2 separate regions of the Homo sapiens genome follow, and region 2 is linked to region 1. The links are chromatin loops, found by intact Hi-C in ENCODE. Cell type or tissue: heart left ventricle. All regions are shown on one strand. Links, peaks and the distances in the headings refer to the core of each region. The heading gives the core; the rest is flanking DNA. Region 1 has its middle 5.8 kb from the start of TSPEAR. Region 2 holds the start of KRTAP10-9 (keratin associated protein 10-9).

What was found. A loop is a pair of places that touch in the nucleus more often than their neighbours do. Peaks named below come from ENCODE experiments on the same cell type or tissue, not always from the same donor. Only the 100,000 strongest peaks of a DNase experiment are listed, where the experiment ranks them.
Region 2: it touches region 1 in a loop (2.0-fold over the local background); 5 of 110 quality-filtered maps call a loop at or near these places.

The regions. Positions count from the first base shown.
Region 1 is chr21:44,711,582-44,723,119 of GRCh38, forward strand. No RefSeq gene overlaps it. Among named protein-coding and RNA genes, the nearest start is that of TSPEAR, 5.8 kb to the left of the region's middle. In heart left ventricle, for the core only: no CTCF peak of the experiment used is centred there; no DNase peak of the experiment used is centred there; H3K4me3 peaks cover 197 bases; H3K27me3 peaks cover 3,617 bases.
Region 2 is chr21:44,618,260-44,635,285 of GRCh38, forward strand. All of the region lies in intron 1 of TSPEAR (thrombospondin type laminin G domain and EAR repeats), which reads right to left. KRTAP10-9 (keratin associated protein 10-9) reads left to right here and starts at 8,834. Exons shown (of 1, transcript NM_198690.3): 1 at 8,834-10,119. The coding sequence starts at 8,913. The coding sequence ends at 9,791. RefSeq lists an enhancer at 7,759-8,454. In heart left ventricle, for the core only: no CTCF peak of the experiment used is centred there; DNase peaks (open chromatin) are centred at 8,182 and 9,697; H3K27me3 peaks cover 2,595 bases.

The sequences.
Region 1 (11,538 bases), core at 97-8,096:
ACGTCTGCGTCAGCCTTTCCAGGGGCGGCCGCGGGGCCCCCGGGGGTCACTGCGACGGCCACATGCCAGCGGCCTAAGGCGGGGACAGAGGTGGCCCTGGCGGTCGCAGTGGGGAAGCTTCTGGTTGCTGCCTGCGGGAGGCAGGTGGCCCCTGGCAGGTTGGGCTGCAGCCGCTGGTTTATCTCTTCATTTCCCTGATGGGCTTGGGCCCTGCGTGCAGGTGACAGGTGATAACAATCTCGGCCCGGCCTGGGATTAGTCGCTGGCAAAGCACACTTTCCAAAAGGAAAGACAGAAATAGATCGTGCTGCGGAGAGCTGAGAACAAGCCAGAGAAACTTAGGAGACCCGTTTCCCTCAGGCGCAGGCTCCCTGGGCTCACCGCCTTTTAGGACCAGGGGCACAGGCGACCATGGCAGGCCGGGAGCGGGTGGGGCGGGTGCACTCTGGCTGGGGGTTTGGGCAGCAGGTCCCCACAGTCTGCTGGAGGGTCCCAGAGGCAGGTCGGGGCTCTGCTAGGGGGTCCTAGAGGCAGGTCGGGGCTCTGCTGTGGTGGGGAGGGGGGGTCCCAGAGGTAGGTCCTGTGCTCTGCGGGGGGTGGGGGGTGGTCCTGGAGGCAGATCCCAGGCTCTGCTGGGGGTCTAGGCGGCAGGTCCCGGGCTCTGCTGGGTCCCCCGGCGGCAGCGGCCGTCCATCCCCAGGAGGGGCTGGGCTCCCTCGGAGGGCTTTTTATCTGGTGCCCAGCCCTCCCGAGGGTGTGTGGGTTTGTCAACTGTTGGGTTTCAGGAATTTCCCTCTGGAGGGAAGTCGGTCCTTAAAGGGAACAGCTAATGAGAAGGAGTGGGTGAGTGTCCCTCAGGGAAGGGGCACGGCCATGGTCACTCATCCAGAGCCGAGGACCCTCGCATCTGACCTCTCGACACTGCAATGGGCATGCCACTCGAGGGGAGCAGCTATTAACTAGAAGTATTCTTTTTACAAAAGTGCCCTGCCCCCCTACCCTCTCCAAACAGCACTGAACGCAGCATTCTTGCAGAAATCTCCAACGCAACTGGGTGCTGCGTTTCTGTGCCTGGTGTGGAGGCCCTGGCAAACTGGTCTGAGGCCGATGGCTTTCCCTGGTTCACAGGCCCACAAAGTGCACACACTCCTGCTAGTTTCAGAAGGAAGCCCCCACTCTGGGACCTCTGACACAATGAGTTTTCCAAGAGCATAGACCCTGTCATTAGGGCTTGTGGAGAGAGACAGAGATGGAGGGAGGGAAGGAGAAAGGGGCCGAAGAGAGGGACAGAGACTGGGGAAAGACCTAGAGGGAGAGGGAGAAAGTGGGGAGGCACAGAGAGCTCCTGGGGCTCTGGAGGCTCTTCCCATAAACAGCCCCTGCGATGGGACAGGCTCATTCTGTCTCCCTCTCGCTTCCTCTTTTACCCGGCCCTGCCCCCAGGGATATTAATTCATAGTTAATATTAATTCACAGATATTAATTCGTAGTCCTATTTATGAGGCTTGAGTTAACTGGCATCATATGAAGGGAGGTTGAAGGTCTCCCATTATATGTGACTCCTCTTCCAGCACCCAAGTGAGCCCTGGGGTGGGGTGTGTCTCCCTCACCCCCCAGGACCCCCTGCCAGCTCCGGTGGGCATGCAGTGCCAGGACAGAGGCTTCCTGAGTGGGCTCCCCACCCCACTGGGGCTCAGCAGCTGGAAACGCTCCACATAGCACCATTCCTGACAACCCTAACCTAATGAGGGACGACGTGGTTCCTCAGAGGAGCGAAAGGCCTGATCGTTGTGTAAATGGAATAAATGGAGTCTTCCTCTTTTGTGTCCCAATCCATGAGAACTTTGTCCTGGGCCAGGCCGCTCCCAGGCCAGCTGCGGGTCACAGTGGCCTCTGAGACCACGCCCCTGAGGGGATGGGGACTCCCCCCAAATGATGGGCAGGTGGCACTCCAGAGCTAATTTAAACAATCACAATTAAGCTGCCTTGAACCCTTCCGGCAAAATTTTTCTTATGTTACATTTGATGCAGTAGCACTAGTAATAGCCTCAAAGATAACTAAGGGTGAGCCAGTGGAAATCCTCCTCACATACGAAACTTCACAAAGATGTGCTGAGCGCAGGAGGAAAGCTCAGAGTTCCCTCCTCTACAGCTCCCTGTGTGACCCTGGACAAGTCACTTACATTCTCCAAGGTTTAACTTCCACGTCTGTAAAATGTGCCTAGGAGGACACATGTGGTAGGGCTGTCCTATAAATTAAGTGATAGCTATAACGTACCTAAATCAGCATTTCTGGAACCACGACCCAGGGAACACCAGCTCCAAAATGCTCGATGAGAAAAAGCAGGTGCATTTGCAGGTGGACTCCACAGCCCCTTCCTCAGGGACACAAGCTTGGCTCACCCACGCGGAGCTCTGAGACATCAGTGATCAGAAGCCTGCTTAGGCTGGGCGAGGTGGCACCCGCCTGAAATCCTAGCAGTTTGTGAGGCCGAACTGGGAAGATTGCTTGAACCGAGGAGTTCAAGACCAACAGTGACAACATAGTGAGCCTCCATGTCTACAAAAAATTCTAAAAATTGGCTGGACGTGATGGTGTGCACCTATAGTGCCAGCTACTCAGGAGGCTGAGATTGAAGGATCACTTGAGCCCAGGAGGTGGAGGTTGCCGTGAGCCATGATCATACCACTGCACTCCAGCCTGGGAGACAGAGGAAGACTGTCGAGAGAGAAAGAAAGAGGAAGGAAGGAAGGAAGGAAAGAAGCAAGGGAGGGGAGGAGGGAGGGAGGCAGGGGAGGGGAGGGGAGGGGAAGGAGTCCCCACCCAAATCTCATGTCAAATTGCAATTCCCACATGTTGAAGAAGGGGCCTGGTGGGAGGTGATTGGATCATGGGGGTGGTTTCCAATGCTTTAGCACCATCCGTCTTGTGCTGTCTCATGATGGAATTCTCATGAGATCTGTTTCTTCAAAGGTATAGGGCATTCCCCTTTGCTCTCTCTCTCTCTCTCCTGCTCCACCTTGGTAAGATGTGCTGGCTTCCCCTTCACCTTCCGCCATGATTGTAAGATTCCTGAGGTCTCCTAGCCATGTTTCCCGTTAAGCCTGTGGAACTGTGAGTCAATTAAACCTCTTTTCTTCGTAAATTACCCAGTCTCAGGTAGTTCTTTATAGCGGTGTGAAAATAGACTAAGCAAGAAAGAAAGAGGAAAAGAAAAGAGAGAAATCCTCCACATCATGTGTATCAAAGTCTCATGGAGACGAATCCCCAGAACCCACTAAGAGAAATGCATGTGCAAAGAAGAAAGCATGTCCCTGCCATAACATCAGACATCAGAACTGAGCTTCACTCCCGAGAAGCAGGTTGGGTAAGTGCTGCATTGTTAACAAGGGAATTCACGGGGCACCAGGCCCTCACAGCATAGGAAGGAACGGCAGCCCATCCCAGGTCTGCTAACTCTGCCTCCAAACGACAAAAGAGAAAATGTTCCAAGAACTTCCCCCAAACACATCCTGGTGCAGGCTGTCACTCAATTTGTCTGCTTCAAGGGAAACAGAGACGATCAATAGAAGAGGAGGAGGGCTCCATCTATCCTCTAAGGACACAGGTTGTTAATCAAGTCAGATCAGTAACAAACCCCAGGAGGTCATCACGGGCTTCATCAAGCTGCAGAAGTAACCCTTAGCGTGTCATTGTTTGGCCAAAGGCGGCTGTGAAGTGTGTCCATGTCTTTAAATATTCAACATGCCCCAACCAGGGAACAATGCATTCTCCAAGAAAACAAGGAACAGAGCTCAAAGAGAAACTGAAAATGATAACTTTATGTTACAAAAATAACACTCTTACATTCACTCCTCCAGTTTTGTGTTTTATTAAACTAAACCATCACTTCTGTGATCTATGAACCCCAGAAGGACTTTGTATTTTGGTTTTTGTTGTCTTTTTTAGAGATAGTGTCTTGCTCTGTCACCAGGCTGGAGTGTAGTGGCAAGATCATGGCTCACTGCAGCCTGGAACTCCTGGCCTCAAGTGATCCTCCTGCCTTAGCCTCCCAAGTAGCTGGGACCAGAGAGGCACATACCACCATACCCAGCTAATTTTTAATTTTTTTGTAGAAATAGCATCACTATGCTGCCCAGGCTGGTTTTTAATAATTTAAAGACACAAAAATTCTTCCAGGATACACCATCACTTGGTATATAATGACCACTGTTGTATGACATTTGAAAAGGTATCTAAAAAAAAGAGAAGGCACACACGTGGTGTTTGACAATGAGTTTAGATAGACTGGGGAGTACTTGGCAAGCCTGGACAATGAGCATTAGCCAACTCTCTGGGTGATATGGCCTGGCTCTGAGTCTCCACCCAAATCTCATGTTGAATTATAATTCCCAGTGTTAGAGGAGGGACCTGGTGGGAGGTGACTGAATCATGATGGTGGATTTCCCCCGTGCTTTTCCCGTGGTAGTGAGTGAGTTCTCAGGAGAGCTGATGGTTTAAAAGTGTGTGGTGCTTCCCTCCCTTGCTCTCTCTCTCCTGCTCCACCGTGGTAAGACGTGCTTGCTTCCCCTTCACCTTCCACCATGATTGTAAGTTTCCTGAGGCCTTCCATTCATGCTTCCTGTTAAGCCTGTGGAACTGTGAGTCAAATAAACCTCTTCATAGATTACCCAGTCTCAGGTAGTTCTTTATAGCAGTGTGAGAATGAACTAATACACTGGGGTTATATGCTGTTGGGCCAGGCCATCCAAGGCTGGGCTCCCCATCATTGAGCAGTTGGCTCCATCAGTCACTGAGTCAACTGACCAGGCACAAGTGAGGTCCATTGTCTCCAGAAAATGCAGGCTAGAATTCCAATTTGAAAGTCATTTAGATCTCATTAGTTATTTAATAAGAGAATAAGAGATTATTTTCTCACATAAAGAGTTCTCTTTTTTTTCAAACAAGAAATACTGTAGGTCTTTTATATGACTAAGAACAACATAATTATTAATCTTGACCTCCAAGGAGAGGAAATTTTGGCTCTTAAAATCTAACACTAGAATCTGACCCTTGACCCATTACATTAGGGTTCCCATTTATTTTTTTTTTCTTTTGAAGAGATCCTTAAATAGTAGGGTATTACCCTTTGTCTGCTTTATCCTGATTGCTTCTGTGTGTGTGTGTGTGTGTGTGTGTGTGTGTGTGTGTGTGTGTGTGTGTGTGTGTGTTTAGAGATGGGGTTTCGCCATGTTGCCCAGGCTGGTCTTGAATGCCTGAGCTCAAGTAATCCACCTGCCTTGGCCTCCCAAAGTGCTGGGATTACAGGTGTGAGCCACCACGCCCTCCCAAAGTGCTGGGATTACAGGCATGAGCCGCCACGCCTGGCCTGCTTCCCTTTTTTGGATGCTTTGTTTTACCTTGTCATTTTGCCAGGTGTTTAAAATGTTCATTTAGTCAGCAATATTTTCTTTGAGACTTTATGGGTCTTAAAATACAATTTTTATTCTAATGCTCACTAAACTTGGAGACAATTTTTGAATTACAATTTTTAGACTTTTTTGCTATTGAATTGTATGTGTCTATTTAGATCTCTCTTCCATCTGGAATGTGATTTTGCATATGGAGTGCAGTGAATCTAACTCTGTTTCCAGAAAGTCATTATGCACATTCCATTTATTACATACTTCTTTCCCACCACCTTGAAATGTCACATTTATGATTAATTAGGCTTCTATATATACTTGGATCTATTCCATTAATCTTGGCTCTATTCCATTAATCTTGGCTCTATTTATCTCTGTCAATTTCCTTTGCCAGCATTATATTATTTTAATAACAGTATTTATAGTAAGGGTTCATACTGATAATATATGCATTAGTTTCCCTTTTCAAAAATGTGTTAGAAATTATAACATACTTACTCTTCCACATGGACTTTAAAAATTATTGGTTTCCATCTGCACCTCCCAAATCAAAATCAAACAAGGAAAAAACACTATAGAAATACCTATTAGAATGGCAATACCTCCATAGATTAATTTGAGAATGGTGGACATTTTTATGATATGAAGTCTTCCCGCTGAAGATATGTTTATTCCAATCTTCAATTATTTTTTTAAATTATAGTTATGACTGTAGAGGTCCTGTATTTTCTCTGTAAAGTTCTTCCTATAAATTTCTTTGTGATTTCATCATTATTGTAAACATATTCCCCCATTTCTATTTGTAATTGGTTATTGCTTGTATAAAGAAAATTGTTTCATTTTTTATAGTTATATCTAGCAACCTTGAAGTTACTATGTGATTTTAGAATCTCTTGTTTTTCTAGGATAAATAATTTTCCTCTTCAGTTTTACTATGTGTACCAATAGATTTGTTTTCTTATTTTATAGCATGAACTAGAGCCTTCAAAACAAATGTTGAAAATAGTGGCAATAGTAGACTTCTTATTTCATTCCAAATTTCAATGGTAATGGCTGTGGGGTTTGGTAGTCATTAACATATTAAAGAATTTTCCCTCTTTTCCTCTCAGAGTAGGAATGGCTGCTGAATTTTCTTAAATGCTGTTGCACATCAGTTGATATGGTTTCACATTTCCAATTTTAGTTGTTAATGGAATTAATTACAAGTATTGCTTTCCTAATGCTGAACCTCCTTACATTCCTGGAATAGATTACACAGAGTGAGGATGCATTTTTCTTTTAATATACTGCTGAGTTCAGTCTGATGTCGCCTTTATACACATTCTTCTCTTCTTAGTGCTGTTTCCAGGCAGTCCCCTCAGGCTTTGGTCTTCCCTAAATGCAGAGATTAAGAAATGGGTGCCACAGCCCACCCCTCTCCACTGAGGTGGGAAATGTTTCCCATCTCAAAAATGACCCCCCATCCACGGGTTCAGGCTAGAAATCCTCAAGTCATCCTTGGCATCTCTCTCAGAAAGACCCACTGAGTTTAACCTCAAGCACTCCTGCTCTCCTTCCTGGCCACCTTCCTGGTCCAGCCACTTTCGTTGCCCATAGCCTTCACTGCCCAATAGTCTCCCACATCTCCTTCAGGTCCCCTGGATCTATTCAGAGCAGTCTCTGCAAAACCCAGAACTGGTTAGGCCAGAACTCCCTTCAAGGACTTCTGGTTGCCCCCAGAATAAAGACGACATTCCAGGATGTGACCTATAGGGCCCTGGAGTGGTCTCGCCTGCCACCCAGCTGCAATTTCAGCCCTGCACCTGCCCTCCCTTTTATGCTGCAGCCACTAGGGTCTCCCAGGCACGCATCCATGATGAGCTTCCGCCTACCAAGGCTGCCCCCAGGCTGGGCCCTCTCCCTGAACACCCTTCCTCTGTCCCCATCCCAATTAACTCCTCTGCGGAAAGCCACCCCATTAGGAGCTCTCACTGCACTATGTGCTGCCCCTACTTCAGGGTGGTGGTTTTCATCCCTTGTTTAGGTGATCATTGTGTGTGTTTTTGCCCAGACTGGAAGCTCCAGGTGGCCCAGACCATGCTTCTTTAGGTTCAGCCTTGTATCTTCAGTGCCTGCCATTCAATAAATGTGTAACCAATCAGTGAATGAACTCATTATCTTGACTGTGGGCTGATACTAAGATTATGCTAGCTTTATAAAATTAATTGGAGTGCTTTTCATGCTTTTATATGGTCTAGAATATTTTGGCTAATAAAATTTGTTTCTTAAAGATAAACTGGAACTCGTTTGTGAAAACTTTTGAGCCTTCTTCACCTTGCAACATTTAAAACACTTTTCCAGCCTACAGAAAATTTGACAAACACTCTTCACCCCAATGCACTGCTAGTTACTACTTTGTCACATTTGCTTTCTCTCTCATGTCTACATGTGCCCATGTAAACTCTTTTTTGTTGTTGAATCATTTAGATGTAAATTATTAACATGATTTTCACTCTTAGATATCTCTGCACTGTCACCTCAAAATAAGGACACTCCAAATTTCTACAATAAGATTATCACATCTAAGAAAAATATCGTTGATCCCATAAAAATAGCTAATATACACTCTACATTTCAATTCCAGCTGGGGACTCTTCAGGTGGTAAATGCTTTAAACTTTCATATTTCTGTTATGATTATTGGTTTATTCTGGTTTTTTACTCTTTCATGAGATAATAGTGATGACATAGTTTTCTGGAAAATCACCTACTTCCTCCAAATTTTCAAATTTATTAACAAATAATTAACATAAAATGTCCTTAAAATAAATCTCTTCTGCATCTGCAATTCTGTTTTCTCATATTTAATGTTGCATATTTTTGTGTTCTGTCCTTCTTCCTTTTCTCATGAGTTTATCTATGAGTCTTTTGAATACCCAAGTTTTCTAGATGTATGTTAAAATTATGTTTTACCAAGCCCTTAGATATTCTGTTTTTCCCCTGGACCTGATATTTTATTAGCTTTATAATTCTTCCTTTCAGTTTTTGATCTTTAATACATTTAGACATATTTTAAGTACTTGGGTCCAGGTCTTACCCTGCTTTTTCTCCATATAGTAGACAGTTTTACCAACATTGCCTACAATTTGTGTGTGTTTGTGTGAGTGCGTATGTTTCTGAGCTCTCTATTCTGTTCCATTTCTCTCTGTAATTCTGTCTATTGTTGTATTATAAATTCCGATGCTATATTGTTAGGTGTATATATGTTCATGATCATTAAATACTCTCCATTTCTTTTTCCCTGGTTGGCACATAACATTCCTCTTTATCCCTGAAGCTCTCCTGAGCAACTCTAGCTCTGCCTCGGCCCTCACTCCACCAACATTCACAGGGTTTGATGTCCCTGTCACTTGTCTCTGCTTTCACTCACCAGACACCACCATACAGATTTCCACCTGACAAAAAAAAGTACCACAAGAGCCTACAGGAGGGGTATGGCTTTGAGGAGTTGGTGAAAGAGTCACAAAATGGGAGACATTTGAACCAGTCCTGAAATAGAGATACTTTGTAAATCTCCATGGTAAGGAGCCCAGGATTAACTAATTAATTTCATGTCAAATAGAACCTAATGCCCAGCTTATCTCCACCCTCTGCTTTTCCTCTTAATCACCTCTTTTCACTAGACTGAAAGGAGTGGTACTATAAAATAGCATTCATCATATTGAACCAAGTGAGTAAAGAAAAATATGCTGGACATAAACTGAGTCCCACACTCTCAGGAAAGCTACCCCCTTTTCCACGGGTCCAGGACTGCCTGCTCAGAGCCCATGAGAAGTATCCTCAGAGAAAGTGCCTTCATTTGGAAAATTAATGATGCTCTCACATTTGCTAGTGTGAGGGTTAATTTTATGTGTCAGCTTGGCTAGGCCATGGGACCCAGATATTTGGTCAAACATGCCTGGATATTGTTGTGAAGGTATTTTTTAGATGAGATTAATATTTAAATCAGGAGACTTTGAGAAAAGCAGATTATCTCCATCATGTGGGTGGGCCTCTTCCAATCAACTGAAAGCCTTGTGAAAAAGATTGACCTCCCCATGAAGAAGAGGGAATTCTGCCAGAAGTTGGCCTTCAGATTCGAACTGCTGTACCAACTCTTGCCTGGATCTCCAGCTTGCTGAACTCACCTGCAGATTTTGGACTTGCCAGCCCCCACAATCACATAAGGCAATTCCTTAAAATAAATCACTCATATATGTATACACACACACACACACACACACACACACACACACACACAAAGGAAGTGGGTGATTTTCCAGAAAAATATGTCATAGATAGATGATAGATAGATAGATAGATAGATAGATAGATAGATAGGGCCGGGCGCAGTGGCTCATGCCTGTATTCTGAGCACTTTGGGAGGCCGAGGTGGGTGGATCACCTGAGGTCAGGAATTCGAGACCAGCCTGGCCAACATGGCGAAACCCCGTCTCTACTAAAATTACAAAAATTAGCCTGGCCTGGTGGCATGCACCTGTAGTCCCAGCTACTCAGGAGGCTGAGGCAGGAGAATAGCTTGAACCCAGGAGGCAGAGGTTACAGTGAGCTGAGATTGCACCACTGCACTCCAGCCTGGATGACAGAGTGAGACTCTGTCTCAAAAATAAATAAATACATAAAAAGATAGATAGGGCAGTGCTTCTGAAATTATTTTCCAACATACACGCTAAGGTAGGGCGGGGAGAGTGGAGGAGGTGGAGGAAGAGGAGGGGGTTGAACTGAGGGTGTGAGGCTCCTGGATCTTGACCTCTTCACAAACAGAGGAGTTCTGCTTTTATTATTATCATATATTGGAGTTCTACGTAATGTCACTTTGGGGGAAAAAGATTCTCCTAAATTAAAGCGTAAAAGCCTGGAAACCACTGTTCTAGGGAATTTCTTTTTTTTTTTTTTTTTTTGAGATGGAGTCTCACTCTGCTGCCCAGGCTGGAGTGCAATGGCACAATCTCGGCTCACTGCAACCTCCACCTCCTGGGTTCAAGCGATTCTCCTGCCTCAGCCTCCCGAGTATCTGGGATTACAGGCGCACGCCTCCATGCCCAGCTAATTTTTGTATTTTTAGTAGAGACGGAGTTTCACCATGTTGGCCAGACTGATCTCGAACTCCTGACCTTGTGATCCAACTGCCTTGGCCTCCCAAAGTGCTGGGATTACAGGCGTGAGCCACTGTGCCCAGCCCTCTAGGGAATTTCAATGTGACCTATTTGATGGTAGGATCTGTTTTCTTTTTGCTTTTTTTTTTTTTTGAGACAGTCTCTCACTCTGTCACCCAGGCTGGAGTGCAGTGGCGCAATCTCGGCTCACTGCAACCTCTGCCTCCCGGGTTCAAGTGATTCTCCTGCCTCAGCCTCCCAAATAGCTGGGACTACAGATGCATGCCACCACGCCCGGATCCTTTTTTTTTTTTTTTTTTTTTTTTTGTATTTTTAGTACAGATGGGGTTTCACCATGTTAGCCAGGATAGTCTCGATCTCCTGACCTCGTGATCTGCCTGCCTCTGCCTCCCAAAGTGCTGGGATTACAGGTGTGAGTCACAGTGCCTGGCCGGGATCTGTTTTCAATGGACCCCCTTCCTTCAGTAGGTTGAGACATGAATTAGGCATTTATTTACTGTTTTCCACAATATTCTGCTCTATAATAATATCCCATAAATTTCTATGAGACTCTTTAGTATGAACTCAGCCCAGACAAACCCTTTCCAAGGACTCAGTAAATTATGTCACACTTGCAACTTAAGGAGGGCCCTGGAGTTTCTCTTTGAAGATTCTGGGCTCTGCCACATTTGTCCACAGTCGGTCTGATGTCCATGTGTGGAAGGCAGGTGTGGAGTGGCTGAGGGGGCCACGCGCTCCAGGAAGACAGAAGGCAGCTACTGTTGGCGGGGGAGGGGTGGGTAAAGCCTTCCTGCATCTCTAGCTATGACATCTCCACAGGCAAAACTCCCCTGCCCCCAGCGCAGGTCATCATTTCTACAATCATTTACTGCTGGAGACAAAATCTCCAAAGGACTGACTCAACAGTATGTTCTCTTGCAGAGAATCAAGGGAATAGGGGTAAGAAAGAACTATTTTTTCCTCCTTTTCCCTCAATC
Region 2 (17,026 bases), core at 4,581-12,580, 89 kb before region 1:
TTCTCTCTCCTGCCACCATGTGAAGAAGGTCCTTGCTTCCCCATTGCCTTCCACCATGACTGTAAGTTTCCTGAGGCCTCCCCAGCCATGTGAAACTGAGTCAATCAAAGTTCTTTCCTTTATTAATTACTCAGTCTTGGATAGTATCTTTATAGCAGTGTGAAAAAGGACTAATACACAAACAAACAAACACTACCTGGTAAAATCAACTTTATCCAAACTCTGGAAAATGGTCAAAGCTTTGCAGCAAGCAAGGGAACACATAATCAAGTAAAAGCAACAGAGCCCAATAGGAGAACCTTGTGGATTTTAACTTCCCCTTGCCCCATCCCCCATCCCCAGCTGGGTGACAGTCAGGAAGGCAGCAGCCGGAGTTCCTGGTGTGGGGTGCTGCTGCCAGGGAAGCAGAGTGGACCTTGTTTGTAAGGCAGTGCAGTTGCCTGTTTCGACCGTCTGGTGGCTCCCTGAAGGACTAACACACAGGGCTTGCCTTATTTCACCAACTCAGACTATCTCAAGGTAGAGGAGCAGCTATATGGAGGGTGTGTGTTACAACGTTTAAAGGTAAATGAACAAGTCACTGACACCTAAGTCAAAAATTTTCAGTTGGGAAAACACTGGACACCCCTAAAAAGCCTGGGAGGAAAAGCTAGGAGATGACATGCTTTGAGGAATAAGGGAGTTAGAAGGTTCCACATATTTTTAGAGTCCAGAAAGCCCCCGTGCATGTCTATGATGGGGCACTGGCTCAGAAAAGAGCTGAGAAGCTCTCATTGCTCACCTCTGGCTGAACCTCAGGCTCTGAGCAAGCAGGAAGTGAAGGTGCAAGCAGGAAGTGAAGGTGCAAGCAGGAAGTGAAGGGGAAGGCAGAGTCACAAACTCCCCAGCCGAGTGCTGAAGGCGTGGACCAACATACAGAGCCCAGCTACAAACCCTGAAGAAAAATAAGTTTTTGATTCCAGGGGTTTAAGGAACTCTCTGTCAAATTACTATCTCAGCACTAAGCTAATAGAACAGTGAGCACACATGGTGAAGAAACTATTTTTAAAAACTGACAGAAACAAACAAAAACAACCACAATCCACAACAATCAGCAACAGCAAACTGCGCAGAGGGAGGAGAGCCTGATACCCAGAAATATCCCTTTGTAATTGTCACTGTGCAGTTTTCACCAGAGGCATGTGCCATGCAAAGCAGCAAGAAATATAAGCTACTCATGAGGAGGAAAAGCAATTAATGGAAAATCTTCCTGAGGAAGCCCAGAATTGGACTTATTAGACAAAGCCTTTCAATCAACTCTCTTAAACATGTTTAAAAAACTAAATACAATCACAGACAATGAATTAAGATAAACCAGGAGAATGATACCTCACCAAATAGAGAATATCAATAAAGAGATAGGAGGAAATTTAAAAAGAAATTAAATAGAAGTTCTGGAATTGGAAAGTACAGTCACTGAAATAAATAACTCATGATATGGTTTCAACAGCAGATTTTAGCAGCTATAAGAATTAGTGAACAAGAAGATAGATCCATTGAAGTATTCTTGTCTGAGGAGTAGATGAGAAAATGAGGAGCAGATGAGAGAATGAAGAAAAATAAACAAATCTGAAAAGACCTGTGGGACACCATCAAGCATACCAACACACTTAGCAGGATTTCCAGTTGGAGGGGAGACAGTGGGAGCAGAAAAAATAGTTGAAGAAATAATGGCCCAAACTTCCAGAATTGAGGAAACACATCAATCTAACTCAGAGGGATTCACATAAAAACACAGTATAATCAAACTCTCAAAAGTCAAAACAAAGAGAGAATGTAAAAAGCAGTGGGACGGAAGACTAACAGCGGATTTCTCATCAGAAACCATGGAGGCCAGAACGCGTTGGGATGACATATTTAACATGCTGGGTTTGGGCACAGGGGTGGGGAGCACCCAACAACCAAAAAGACGTCTTCATCTGGCAAAGTGATCCTTCAAAAGTGAAGAAGTAACACATTTTGAGGTAAATAAAACCTGAGAGCTCGTTGCTGAAAGATGTCCCTTACAAGAAATGCTATTTCAGGCTGAAATACAAAGGCAGTCGATAGTAAGCTAAAGCAATATGAATGAAGAAAGGTCAACAGCAAAGGTAGCCATGTTGGTAGTTTGTATGTTTATAGGAGTTTTTCCATTACATCTTGGTTATCTAATTTGTTGGGTACAAATATTCATAGTATTCCTTTATAATTATTTTTATTAACGTAAGGTCAGTAGTGATGTTCCCATTTTCATTTACGATTTTAGTTATTTGAATCTGTCTTCCTTTAATCAGTCTAGACAGAGGTTTGTCAAATCTGTTGCTCTTCTCAAAGAACCAACTTTTTTGTTCCTTGATTCGATTGATTTTTAAAATTTCTATTCCATTTATCTGCACTCTAGTCTTTATTTTCTACCTTCTGCTAAATTTGGATTCACTTTGCTCTTTTTCTAGTTCCTTAAGGTGTAAAGTTAAATTAATGATTTGAGATGTTTCTATTTTTTTATGTAAGCATTCCTAGCTATCAATTTCCCTCTATGTACTGCCTTCATTGCATCTCGTTAAGTTTTGGGTTACTGTGATTTCTTTCTCATTCCTTTCCAAGAGTTTTCTATCTTCTCTTTGAATTCTCCTTTGACCAATTGGTTGTTTGAAAGTGTGCTATTAGGTTACACATATTTGTGAATTCCAGCTTTTCTTTTGTTACTGATTTCTAGTTTCCTTCCATTGTAATCAGAGAAGATACTCTGTATGATTCAAATCAATTTAGATTATTGAGGCTAGTTTTGTGGCCTAAGGTAAAATCTAATCTGAAGAATGTCCCATGTGAACTTGAGGAGAGTGAGTTTTCTGCTGTAGTTGGGTTGTGTGTTTTTGCACATATCTGTTAGACCCAGTAGATTTATGTCATTTTTCAAGTCCTCTATTTCCTTATTGAATAAAAATTTAGTTCTGTTATTTTATACTTTTTTAAATTAGAGAGAATGGCTTATTGAAGTCTCAAACTCTTACTGTAGAACTGGAACTGTCTATTTCTTTCTTCAAATCTGTCCATTTTTGTTTCATATACATTGGTGATCTGATGATAAACATGTATATATTTATAATTGATATATCTTATTGATGGATGGACATTAATCACTACATAATGTCCTGTGGGCCCAGCCCCCGCCGATCAGTCTGCTCCAGCTTCTGTATGACAGTGGCTTCCTCATCAGGCTCCTTTCCTGGCCTATGGCTGGCCCCTCCCCAGTAGGGCCATCATGTCCCCAGGTAACATCCACGTGGCCCCCTGGGCAGCACATATCATTCCTCAGTTGCTCTCACTAGAAGCCAATACTTCAGGCCCCACTTCCTAAGGTCTGGAAAATTATGGCAGCCTAATAAAACAAGCTGATAAATTTAAGACTGGTATTATTTCTCTCCCAGTTGTTTGAGAATATTCAGCAGGGAAAGTATTTGGGTCTGTAGTTGGCTCTGTAGGAAAGCTTTTGATGTTAGATTCAAGTTATTTAATCAATATGGGATATTTGTATTTTTGTTCCTTTTGTGTGGATTCGGTGTCTTGACAAATATAGACAGTTGTGTCTCCACCAACGCAATCAATACATAGACTCCTCTCATCATCCCATACATTTCCCTCATGGCCATTTGTAGTCATTCCACATCCCCATCCTAGTCCCTGGCAGCCACTGACATTTTTTTTGGTCCCTTTACAATTACCTTTTCCAAAATGTTATATGCATGGAACCCCATGGTGCTTAGTATTTTGCCATATAACATAAGACTTAAATAGACCCTTCCCTAAAGAGCAGGTACAGATGGCAAATAAATACATGAAAACATGCTCCACATCATGAGTCATCAGGGCAATACAAACTTAAACCCCAAAGGACTCTCTCTGTATAGCTGTGTTGACTAAAGTAACAACACATCTGCTGTGCAGGACTGGCAAGAATGTGGGGCTTTGCTGATACGTTTGAGCTTAAACCTCCCATCTCATTTTGGTTTTTGCTTACGCAAGGAATCTACTCCCTTTTATCTCCTTGCTTTACTGCTTTTGGATCTAGTGTTTTGAGATTTTTTATGCCCCCATCTTCCCCTCACTGTATTAGTTCCTTGGGCTGCCACATCAAATGTCACCAAAAAAGTGACTTATAAGAGTGGAAATTTATTATCTCGCAGTTCTTAGGGCCAGGCACCTGAAATGAAGATATCCACAGGGCCATGCTTTCTCTTAGCTCCAAGGGAGACTCTGTCCTTGCTGCTTCTAGTTTCTGGTGCTCCCAGCAAACCTTGGCGTCCCTTGGCTTATAGCTGCCTCATGACAATCTTTGCCTTGGCTGTCATACGCCGTCTTCCCTTTGTGTGTGTGTTTGAACTTCCTTCTCCTTTCTCTGATAAAGACATTAGTCATTGGATTTAAGGTTCACTATAACCCGGTATGACCTCATTTTAACTAATTTCATCTACAAAGACCCTATTTCTATGTAAGGTCACATTGTGAGTGACATGGTTTGGTTGTATGGCCCTGCCAAATCTCATGTTGAAATGTGATCTCCACTGTTGGAGGTGGGGCCTTGGGGGAGCTATTTGACTCATGGGAGCGGATCTCTCATGACTTAGTAGTGCTGTCCTTGTGATAGTGAGGGAGTTCTGGCAAGATCTGGTTAAGCGTGTAGCACCTCCCATCCCCCACTCTCTTTCTCTTGCTACTCTTTTGCCATGTGACATGCCCACTCCCCCTTCACCTTCCACCATGAGCAAAGCCCCCTGAGGCCTCCCCAGAAGCTGAGCAGATGCCAGCGCCATGTTTCCTGTACAACCTGCAGAACCATGAGCCAACTAAACTTTCGTCTTATAAATTACCCAGTCTCAAATATTTCTTTATAGCAATGCGAGACCAGCTTAACACAGTGAGGTTCTGGGTGGATATGACTTTTGGGGAGGCAAGATTCAACCCACTACACTCATCTACTTCCTCCTGAGTTGTATATTCTTTCATTACTCTAGTGGAGATTACAACATGAATCTATGACTTTTTAAAGTCTAATGTAAATTAGATCTTATATTATTTCCCAGATAGTATAGTGTACTAAGACTGCTTTAACTTCATGTAGCCCCCTCCTGAATTTTGTGATCTTCTTGCCATGTATTTCATTTCTATAAATATTTTACAACTTCTAAGACATCTTATACAGTAAATATTCATTTAGATTTCCCCATGTTGTCCTCCTTTTGTTACACTTCATTTCCTTTTCGACTTCTTGCTTCCATCTGTGATCATTTTCATTCTGCCTAATTATCTTTTTATTTTCTGTAGTGCAGATCCTACTGGTGACACAACCTCTCAGCATCCAGAGAACATCATTTTCCTGTCCTCATTTTTGAGGATCTTCTTCCCAGGTGTAGAATTCTAGCTTGGTGCTTCTTTTCTTTCAGACAGTAAATATATCATTCCATCATCCTCTGGCTGCCATCATTTCTACTGAGAAGTCATCTGTAAATGCTATTGTTGCTTCTTTAAAGGTAATATTTCTTTTTTTTTCCCTTGGCTGTTTTTAAATTTTTCTCTGTCTTTGGATTTCAGCCCCAATATGCACAGGCATGGTTTCCTTTGTATTCACCTTGCTAAACATTCTTAAATGCTTTTTGCATCTATGGGTTAATGTTTTTCATCACTTTAAACTTCTTGTCTATTAAACCTTCAAATATTTTACTACCCTTATTTTACTCATCTCCTCCTATGATTTCAACCATTTATATTCATAATTATTTACAACATAAGGGCATGCTTACTACTCCACTTTCTTCATTTCCCTCTTTTCTTTCCCATCTCTGTACTCAGGGCTGAATTTCCTCATCTCCCTTTCTTCACTAATCTTCTCTTTGGTTTTGTCTAATATGTTGTCTAGCTAATCTACTTAGTTCTTAATTTCAGCTATTATGTTCATTTCCAGAATTTCTGTTTGATTCCATTTCATAAATCTAGTTTGACACTGAAATTCTCCATTTGTCCTCTGGTTTTTTGAGCAAGCTAATCAGCATTATTTTAAATTCCAGTTTGACAATTCTAATATCTAAAGGTCCTGTGTATCTGTTTCTCTTGTTTGCTTTTTCCTCTTGGTCCTTTGGTCAGTTGGTTTGTCTTCTAGTAGCCCTAGTAATTTTTGACTGAATCCAGGACTTCATGAAAATTTCCAAGATGATTTGAGCCTCTGTTGATGCTGCTGTCTCCAGAAGAGATCACTTTTGTTTCTGGGAGGCACTTAGGCTACAGGCAGATCATATGAGTTCAATACGAGCTGATTTAAAGGTGGGCTTCATTCTTCTTTCCGTTTTTTCCTTCATCCTAGGGCGTAATCCTTCACTTATATTCACTGTTTCCAACTGACAGTCTGTTGTTGTTGTTGTTTTACCAGAATCCCTCCTCCTTGTCAGGTCCTGAACTCTATGTTTTTGTCTTCCAATTGTATGAGACTACTAAAAGCTGTGCTCAGCCTCAGCCTCATGGCTGTAGTCTGTGAATCAGTAAATGCCTCAATAAGAAAATCCAGAAGAAATATTAGACTCACTTCTGTGCACTTTCCCTCTAATAGGGATTCACTCACTCAAGTCTCAGCTGTCTTGGTGACTCCTGGTGCCCTCAAATAGAGATTTTGTTTGTTAAACCAGGTTTCCTAACTTTTCTCAGCTAGATGGCCAGTCTGATGTCAGCCAATTCCCCACACACAAAAGCAGAACTTGACAGAGAGTTTTATACAGCATAAGAAAAAGGTAGCATAATGGAATCGTTTTCAGAGGTCAAAATTACTCTTCGATAATTTCTCCAAAAACATTTATTATTTCAGCCCATTTTTATGAAGGATCTTCCCTATTCCAGGCATTATTTTAGGCCCTCAGAGACTGAGTGGTGAACAAGACAACCACACTTCCTGCCCACATGAAGCTTACCTTTGAAGAATGGGAGCTGAGCACAGCAAAGAAAATGAGCATGAAAAGTTAGGAGACTTGGCACAGAAATACTGATGATGGGCCACGCACGGTGGCTTACGCCTGTAGTCCCAGCAATTTGGGAGGCCAAGGCAGGAGGATCACTTGAGCCCAGGAGTTCAAGACCAGCTGGGCAACATAGCAAGACTCTGGTCTCTACAAAAAAAATTTTTTTTTACAAAAAGAAATATTGATAATGGGACTTGAATTATCTATGATTGAAGCGTATCATAAAGCTATGGCCTGAAAGAGCAGAACCAAATCCATAGCCCAAAATGGACCAGTTCAAAACTTTTCTATCCTGTCTGAAACCCAGTCCTATCCCCAGCGTTCCCACATGCAAGTCTGAGTGGACCTCGGGGAAGGCCGCGGGGAGCGGCATGGCCTCTCTTTCCTTGCTCCCCTTCTCCCTGTTTTGGGCTCTAATTTCTTCAGTGATGGGGACGGGGGAAGGAATGTGCAGGGCCACCACTGTGGGGCTCACTGGCCACTGCTGCACCTTCTCTCCGGCTGCTCCAGTGATCCTGTGCTTCTACCAGCTGCTTCTGCCTCTTCAGTGAGGACCCACTTTAGAGACACCCCCAGGGACAGTAGCTGGAGGACTCTCTCCCTGGGACACCACACTTTGCGTAAGACTGAAGGGCCACCCCTGCCTCCACAGCCTCCTTCTTACAACCTGGGCAGCACTGGTGGGGTGTGGCAGCTGGCCATAGCTGGTCAACTTCTGTCTTATTTTAGAAACCCTGTGGGGACAGGTCTGACCCAGAATGTTAGCATTATTTTTAGAATGAGAGGCCGTTTCCAGCTTTGCCAGATTCACAGCAACAAAGACGTTCTACTCAACATCGTGTAATACGTCTTACTTTATAATGAAATATGCGTATGTGTACTTGAATTTTTAAATAAAAATGTGAAATCACAATCAATATTATAATTAGCTGCTGGGTAGCAATGTTCCTGGAAAGTGATCAGGGCCATTTTATAAGGCAAGAAGCTCGGGACTTCATCATGCCCTGTGGTGATAACAATTCATCATCAAAGATCATGCAGCCGTGAGAGTTGCCTGTGGCTGACCTGGGGGTGTGTGATGGGGCCTGTGGGCAGGGCTGGTGAGAAAAAGATGCTTGCAGTGCAGGGCACACGGAGGAGATGGCTCCAGCAGTGGCGAGGGCTGGCGGCTGCCTGCTGCCTAGCACAGCTACTTCACGGGTTCAGAACCCGAAACCACAGCCCACGATGCTGCCATTGTGCCTCAGCAAGGAGTGGGCTGAGCCCACGATCCCTGCCCTGGAACAGAGTCCTGCTGCCTCCCAAGCAAAGGACAGGGTGGGCAATGAACAGAGGGCAGGAGGCACAGAGGCCATGGGGATTAGAAATTGGCGAGTCCTGTGTCCTACAGCAGGGGAAGGACCATACTAGAGGAGGAGTTTGCACCACAGGAAATAATTCCTAAGGGCCGGCTTCCTGCAGAGGAAGCCCGTGTCCTGAGGCTGCTGGGGCCAGTGGCTGGACGATGCCCCAGCAACCAAAGATGGCCCCAGGCACATCCCACCCACATCCCACCCACCAGACGCCCACAGCCGTCCTTGCCTCCAGAACCCAGCTGGGATCAGGCCCACCCCAACTCCTGCCCCTGAGGTTCCACATGCAACAGACTATAGCCCAGGTGTGACAGGAGATTTGTGAGCTGGGCAATGTCACCAGCAAACAAACATCCCTAATCATGGCAGACGCCGCCTCTCAGCAACAAGGAAGGGGAAGCTGTGGGCCCTGGAACAACAAGGCCAGGAGGGGTATAAAAGCCTGAGAGCCCCAAGAACCTCACACACTCACAAACTCACTCACTGACACACTCACACACTCACTTACACCTCCCCCAGCTCACCTCCTCCCCACCCCAGCATGGCCGCGTCCACCATGTCCATCCGCTCCAGCGCTTACTCCGACTCCTGGCAGGTGGACGACTGCCCAGAGAGCTGCTGTGAGCCCCCCTGCTGCGCCACCAGCTGCTGCGCCCCGGCCCCCTGCCTGACCCTGGTCTGCACCCCAGTGAGCCGTGTATCCAGCCCCTGCTGCCAGGTGACCTGTGAGCCCAGCCCCTGCCAATCAGGCTGCACCAGCTCCTGCACGCCCTCGTGCTGCCAGCAGTCTAGCTGCCAGCCGGCTTACTGCACCTCCTCCCCCTGCCAGCAGGCCTGCTGCGTGCCCGTCTGCTGCAAGCCTGTGTGCTGCGTGCCCGTCTGCTGTGGGGCTTCTTCGTGCTGCCAACAGTCTAGCTACCAGCCAGCTTGCTGTGCCTCTTCCTCCTGCCAGCCGGCCTGCTGTGTGCCCGTCTGCTGCAAACCTGTGTGCTGTGCGCCCACCTGCTCTGAGGATTCCTATTCATGCTGCCAACAGTCTAGCTGCCAGCCAGCTTGCTGCACTTCCTCCCCCTGCCAGCAGTCCTACTGTGTGCCTGTCTGCTGTAAGCCTGTCTGCTGCAAACCCATCTGCTGTGTGCCTGTCTGCTCTGGGGCTTCCTCTTTGTGCTGCCAGCAGTCTGGCTGCCAGCCGGCTTGCTGCACCACCTCCTGCTGCAGACCCTCCTCCTCTGTGTCCCTCCTCTGCCGCCCTGTGTGCAGGCCCGCCTGCTGCGTGCCCGTCTCCTCCTGCTGTGCCCCCACCTCCTCCCGCCAGCCCAGCTATTGCCGCCAGGCCTCCTGTGTGTCCCTTCTCTGCCGCCCTGTGTGCTCCCGCCCGGCCTGCTACAGCTTCTCCTCAGGCCAGAAGTCCAGCTGCTGACGGTCATGTCCCCCAGGGCCAGCCGGGCTCAGGCCCCACCTCCCTGCCAGTCCTTGGACCTCCCAGCCCACCCAGCCTCAGCACAGCTCAACACAGAAGGAGCAGCCCCAGCCACAGCCGCCCAGCCCCGGGGTCTCAGATGCTCACTGGCTCCTCCCTGACCTCCCCCCCGGGCAGGCGAGCCCTGGCTTCTCCTCACGGTGCTTCCTGGCTGCAGACCACAACCCTCCGCTGGTCGCTGGTTGGGGACGGGCCCTCCTGACCCGGGTCTCACCCCCAGCAGCGTCACCCTCTGCCCCTGAGCACCAATAAAGCGTCTGCGGCCCCAGCTGACTCCGTGCTGACTCTCCGCACCCAGGGCGGGAGGGGGCAGAGTGGGGCCTGGCCTGGCTCTGGGGGGCTGGGCCCCGTGGATCTCTTTACTTCCCCAGCTGGGGGGCCTCGGGGGGCTCTTGTGTGACACCTGGAAGCTCCTGTCCACCTCGTGGCACGTTCTGCTGTCCGGCTCCCCTCCCAGGTCCTGTGGGGCCCAAAAGCCTTGTTCACTGGCTGAGTCCCACAGACACCACGTGACTCAGGCTAATGCCCCACTCACTGTGGGTAGAAGCAGCTCCTTCCCATGGCAAGGGTTGGGGCTGTCCCGGGGGGTGGCAGGCCCCAGCTGTGCTGGGAGGTGGGAGACGGGCGGTGGGGGGTGGGTGTGGAGACTTGGGCTCCAGCTGTCCCAGCACTCAGGAGTTCCACTCGGAGAGAGCTTGGCCATCCTGGCCTCCTGTGGACACTCACAGACGCTCAGGGATGGCCCCTGCTCCAGCCCTGGGCTTGCCGCTGGGATGCAGAGCAGAGAACAGACACGTGGTCTCCAGAGCTCCCTGTGCTGGGCTGGGTGGGTGGAGGGCCGGTGGGAACAGGAAGGTCTCAGGGCGGCGATGACAGAGGAGTCCCAGGACAGTGTGGGAATGTGTCCAGACCAGACAGCAGGAAGGAGGCCTCCTGGGGGTAGTTTCTTAGCTCCTGCCATGGGAGACAGGCAGATGGCCAGAGCCACACTGTCCCCTCCAGTCCTCACCCACACCCCCCACACTGGTGACCCGGGGCTGCGATGCCGCCCACTCTTCTCGCCTTAGGAGAGCATAGTCGGGTTTGGGGGCCTCGGCCATACCCTGTGGGCACAAAGGACCCCCACACCTGAGAGGAGCTGCATGTGTCAGCTCAGGCTGCTGTGACAAAGTCCACGGACTGGGGGCTCGAGCCACATACATGGGGTCCCTCACAGTCCTGGGGCTGGAAATTGAGGCCCAGGTGTGGCAGGGCTGGTTCCCGAAGACTCTCTCTTGGGCTTGCAGACACAGTCTTCTCCCTGTGTCCTTACGGGGCTGTCCCTCTGTGTGTGTCTCTGCCCTCATCTCCTCTTCTCAAGAGGACACCAGTCATTGGATTAGGGCCCATCCATAGGACCTTAACTTAGGACTTCAACATGTGAATTCGGGGGCATCACAAGTCAGCCCATATCAGGGGGCTCTGGCTTTGGCCCTTGAGGCAGGAGTGAGGGTGGCAGTGAGGCCACCTGTGCCTCGAAGATCCCCAGTGGGGCCTGGCTGGGGCAGACGCTCCCTGTCCATAAACTGCAGCGATGGACATTTGGACAGAGACACGACCCTCGGGGAAATTCTGCTCACATGGACTCCTTCACCTGCTGAACAACGCTGTCCAGAGGCCTCAGACACCCACCAAATGGTTCCTGTTTAGGCATCCTGTTGTCCCCAGTGCCTGGCTCATAAGGGGAACTCTCACTGGTCCCACCGCAGGAGGCACGGCTCGCTTCCAGAAGGGGAAGGTGGGGATGGAGCGCAGGCCAGGCAGCTGTGCTGGAAGAGACAGGCCACACAGGGATGGGTGCAGGGAAAGTGGGGGCCACAGGGCTGTCGCGGGGGTCAGGAGCATCTTGCACAGGCTTCCTGAGTGGTATGGAGAGTGACCTAGGGCTTCAGGGGCCGTGGTACACACACTCACAGTGATAGAAACCAACTCAGGATTTAGGAATGGGAGTTCTTGGAGACCTTGATGAGGGGCTTTCCAGTCACATTCTGTGGGCAGGGGCATCCTGTGGTGGGCAGAGGGGGAACAAGCACTGGGGAAGTGAAATGTGAAGGTAAATAATTTCTTCTCTAAAGATCTAACAGAACAAGGCAGGAGAGGAGCACAGTAGTGACGGCTTCCTGAAGGACTAACACACAGGGCTTGCCTTATTTCGCCAACTCAGATTCCCTCCAGCCAGAGAAGCAGCTACACAGAGGCTTGGTCAGAACATTTAAAGGCAAATGAACCAGTCACTGCCACCTGGACAAAGGATATCAGTTGAGAAAACAATGGACACCCCAAAAAACCTGGGAGGAAGAGCTGAGAAATTAGATGCTTTGGGAAATAAGGGCATTGGAAGATTCCACATATTCTTGGGAGTCTATAAGGCCCCCATGCATGCCCATGATGGGGCACAGAAAAGACCTGAGAGGCTCTCAGTGCTCACCTCTGGCTGAACTGCAGGCTCTGAGCAAGCAGGAAGTGAAGGGGAGGGCAGGAAGTGAAGGGGAGGGCAGGAAGTGAAGGGGAAGTGAAGGGGAAGGCAGGAAGTGAAGGGGAAGTGAAGGGGAAGGCAGTCGCAAACCGCCCAGGTGAGCACTGAGGGTGTGGACCAACACACAGAGTCCAGCTATAAAGACTGGGAAAAAAACATCTTTTGACTCCAGGTGTTTAAGAAACTCTGTCTAATTACTATCTGAGCACTAAGCAAATGGAATAGTGACCCCCTTCATGACAAAGAGTATAGTCATTACTAAAATAGTTTAGGAAAGTCACTTAAAAACAAAACAAAACTACTAGCCACACAACCAGCAACAGCAAACCACAGGGAAGAGGGAGAATGTGCCATCCAGAATTATCAAATTATAATATTCCAAATGTCCAGTTTTCAACAAAAATTATGAGGCATGCAAAGAAGCAAGAATGTATGGTTCATTCGCAGTAAAGAAAGAAAAAAAAGCCAAGTAGTGAAAAATGTCCTTGAAGAAGCCCAGGATTGAATTTACTCGACAAAGTCTTTCCATTAACTCTTTTAAATATACTCAAAGAGCTAAAGGAAACCATGACAAAAGAACAAAGAGAAACTAAGAAAACAACATCTCAACCAAGAGAGAATATCAATAAAGAGAGAGATTATAAAGAGGAATCAAATAGAAATTCTGGAGTTGAAAAGTATAATAACTGATATGAAAATTTCACTAGAGAAGTCCCACAGCCGATTTGAACAGACAGAAGGAAAAATTAGAGAACAGGTAGATAGGTCAAGTGAAATACTCCAGTCTGAAGGGCATAAAAACAAAAAGAGGCCGAGCGTGATGGCTCACACCTGTAATCCCAGCACTTTGGGAGGCTGAGGCAGGCAGATCATTTGAGGTTGGGAGTTTGAGAACGGCCTGGGGCAACATAGTGAAACCCTGTCTCTACTAAAAATAAAATAAATAAATAAATAGCTGGGCGTGGTGGCTCATGCCTGTAATCTCAGCTACTCGGGAGCCTGAGGCAGGAGAATCACTTGAACCTGGGAAGCGGAGGTTGCAGTGAGCCAAGATCATGCCACTGCACTCCAGCCTGAATGACAGAGTGAGACTCCATCTCAAAACAAACAAAAACAAAAGAATTTTAAAACTGAACAGAGTTTAACTGGCCTGTAGGACAACATCAAACATACCAACAGCACACTTAACAGCAGTGTCAGAAGAAGAGCAGAGAGAGAATGGAGCACTCAAAACTATTTGAAGAAAAATGATAGAGACAGAAAGTAAAATGGTGGTTGCCAGGTGCCTGGGGGGAGGAGGAGGAATGTGGAGTTAGTGTTTAATGGGGACAGAGTTTCAGTTTTCCAAGATGAAAAGTTTTGAAGACGGATGGTGGCAATGACCGCACTGCATTATGAATGTATTTAATATCACTGAACGGTACACTTAAAATGGGATAAATTTCACGTGTATTTAACTACAATAATTTTTTAAATATTTGAAGTAATAATGACCAAAAACTTCCCAAATATGATGAAACACATTGAATCTACACATTCAAGAAGCTCCATGAGCTTCAAGTAGAATAAACTCAAAAAGATCCACACAGAAACACAAAATTAAATTATTGAAAGCCAAAGACAAAACAAGAATCTTGAAAGCAGGAAGAGAGAAGATTAACAGCCAATTTCTCTTCAAAAACCATGAAGAACAGAAGGCAATGGGATGATGTACTTAAAGTGCTGAAAGAGAAAAAAACTGTCCACCAAGAAGTCTGTGTCCAATGAAATGATTCTTTGAAACTAAAGGAGAAATTAGGACACTTCTGGATAAATAAATGCTGAGAGAGTTTATTGCCAGTAGGCCTGCCCTACAAGAAATGACAGCTCAGGATGAAATCAAAGGGCACTAGACAATAACTTGAAGCCATATTAAGAAATAAAGAACTGGCTGGGCACAGTGGCTCACGCCTGTAATCCCAGCACTTTGGGAGGCTGAGGCGGGCAGATCAGAAGGTCAAGGGTTTGAGACCAGCCTGGCCAACATAGTGAAACTCCATCTCTGCTAAAAATACACACACAAAAAAAAATAGCTGAGTGTGGTGGTGGGCACCTGTAATCCCAGCTAGTTGGGAGGCTGAGGCAAGGAGAATCACTTGAACCTGGGAGGCAGAGGTTGCAGTGAGCCAAGATCGTGCCACTGCTCTCCAGCCTGGGTGGCAGTGCAAGACTCCATCTCAAAAAGAAAAAGAAGAAAAGAAATAAAGAACACTAATAAAGGTATCAGTTTTGGTAGTTTGTATGTTAATAGGAATTTATCCATTACATCTAGGTTATCTACATTATGAATGTATTTAATATCACTAAACATGCTTAAATGGAATAAATTTTATTGATTTTATGTGTTAGTGTACAATTGTTCATATATTCTCTTATAGTCTTTTTTATCTATATAGGTCAGCAGTAATGTTCCCACTTTCATTTCTGATTTTAATAATTAGAGCCTTCTCTTTTTTCTCAGTCTAGTTAAAGGTTTGTAAATTTTATTGTTGCTTTCAAAAAACTAATTTTAGGCTTCGTTGGTTCCATTGTTTTTCTATTCTCAATTTCTTTATTTGCTCCCTGTATTCTACATATAATCTTTATTTTCTTCCTTCTTCTAGGTTTTGGTTTAGTTTGCTCTTCCTTTTCCTGGTTCCTTAAGGTGTGAAGTTAGATTACTGAATTGAGATCTTTCTTGTTTTTTAATATAAGCATTTATAGCTACAAATTTCCCTCCATAAACTGTTTTGCCGTATCCCATAAGTTTTGGTTTGTTATATTGTCACTGTCATTTATCCCATAGTATTTTCTAACTTCTCTTTTGATTTATTCTTCAATCAACTGGTTGTTATAAGTATGTGTTGTTTAATTGCCACATATTTGTGAATTTTCCAGTTTTCCTTCTGTTATTGATTTCTAATTCCCACTGTGGTCAGAGAAGATACATTATATGATTTCAATAATTTTAAATTTATTGAGACTTGTTTTTTGGACTAACATATGGTCTAATCTGGAGAACTGAGAAGAATTTGTATTCTGCTGTTGTTGGGTTGAATGTTTTATACACGGCCATATTAGATCTAGCTTGTTTATAGTGTTCTTCAAGTTCTCTATTTCGTTATTGATCTTTGATCTAGTTCTATTTAAAAATTTTTTTTAATCAGTGGAAGTGACTTATTGAAGTCTTCAAACATTATTGTTGAACTGGAATTGCCTATTTCTTTCTTCTCTTCTTTCCATTTATGCTTGATATATCTTGGGGGTCTGATGTTTGTTAGGTACATGAATGTTTATAACTGATGTTAGGTACACAAATGCTATAAAATGATGGCTTATGCCTGTAATCCCAACTACTCAGGAGGTTGAGATGAGAGGATTGTTTAAGGCCAAGAGTTCGAGACCAGCCTGGGTAACAGAGTAAGACCCTGGTCCCTAAAAAAATATGTTTTTTCATTAGCCAAATATAGTGGTGTGCACCTGTAGTCCCAGCTACCTGGGAAACTGAGGTGGGAGGATCACTTAAGTCCAGGAGTTTGAGGCTGCAATGAGTTATGATTGTGCCACTGCACTCCAGCCTGGGCAACAGGCTGAGCAATACCCTGTCTCTGTTTTAATGGTGCTAGGACAACTGGATATCTACACACAAAATCATAAAGTTGCACTACATCTCACACCAACAAATTAACTAAAAATGGATCAAAGCCCTACATATATGAGATAAAGCCATAAAATTCTTAGAAGGAAACATAAGAGTAAATATGTATGACCTTATTTTGGGCAATGGTTTTTTAGATATGACACCAGAAGCATAAGCAACAAAAGGAAAAAATAGATAAATTGGATGTCATCAAAATTAAAAAGTTTTGTGCATCAAAGGACACTATCAAGAGAGTAAAACAACCCACACAAGGGAAGAACATGCTTGTAAATCATAATTCTGATAAGGATCTAACACCCAGAATATATAAAGAACTCTTATAATTCAACAACAAAAAGTCAACCCAATTTAAAAATAGGCAAAGTCCTTTAATAGACATTTCTCCAAGGAGGATATGCAAATGGATGATACACGCAGGAAAAGAAGCTCAATGTTATTGGTCATTAGGGAAACAGAAATCCACACCACAATGACATGCTGTTGATACTTCATACCCACCAAGATGGCTATAATTTAACACACACATACACCAACAAATAGAAGGTAGCAGATGTTGACAAGGATGAAGAGAAACTGGAATGTTTGTACATTGCTAGTGAGAATATAAAATGGTACAGATGCTGTGAAAAACAGTCTGGCACGTCCTCAAAATGTAAACATGGAATTCCATACAACTCATCAGTTCCCACTCCTAGGTATATACCCAACAGAATTAAAAAGAGGTGTTCAAACAGAAACATGTACAAGAATGTTTATAGGGCCGGGCGCAGTGGCTCATGCCTGTAATCCCAGCACTTTGGGAGGCCGAGGCGGGAGGATCACTTGAGGTCAGGAGTTCAAGACCAGCCTGGCCAACATGGTGAAACCCCGTCTCTACCAAAAATATAAAAAATTAGCTGGGTGTGGTGGTGCGCACCTGTAATCCCAGCTACTTGGGAGGCTGAGGCAGGAGAATCACTTGTACCCGGGAGGTGGAGGTTG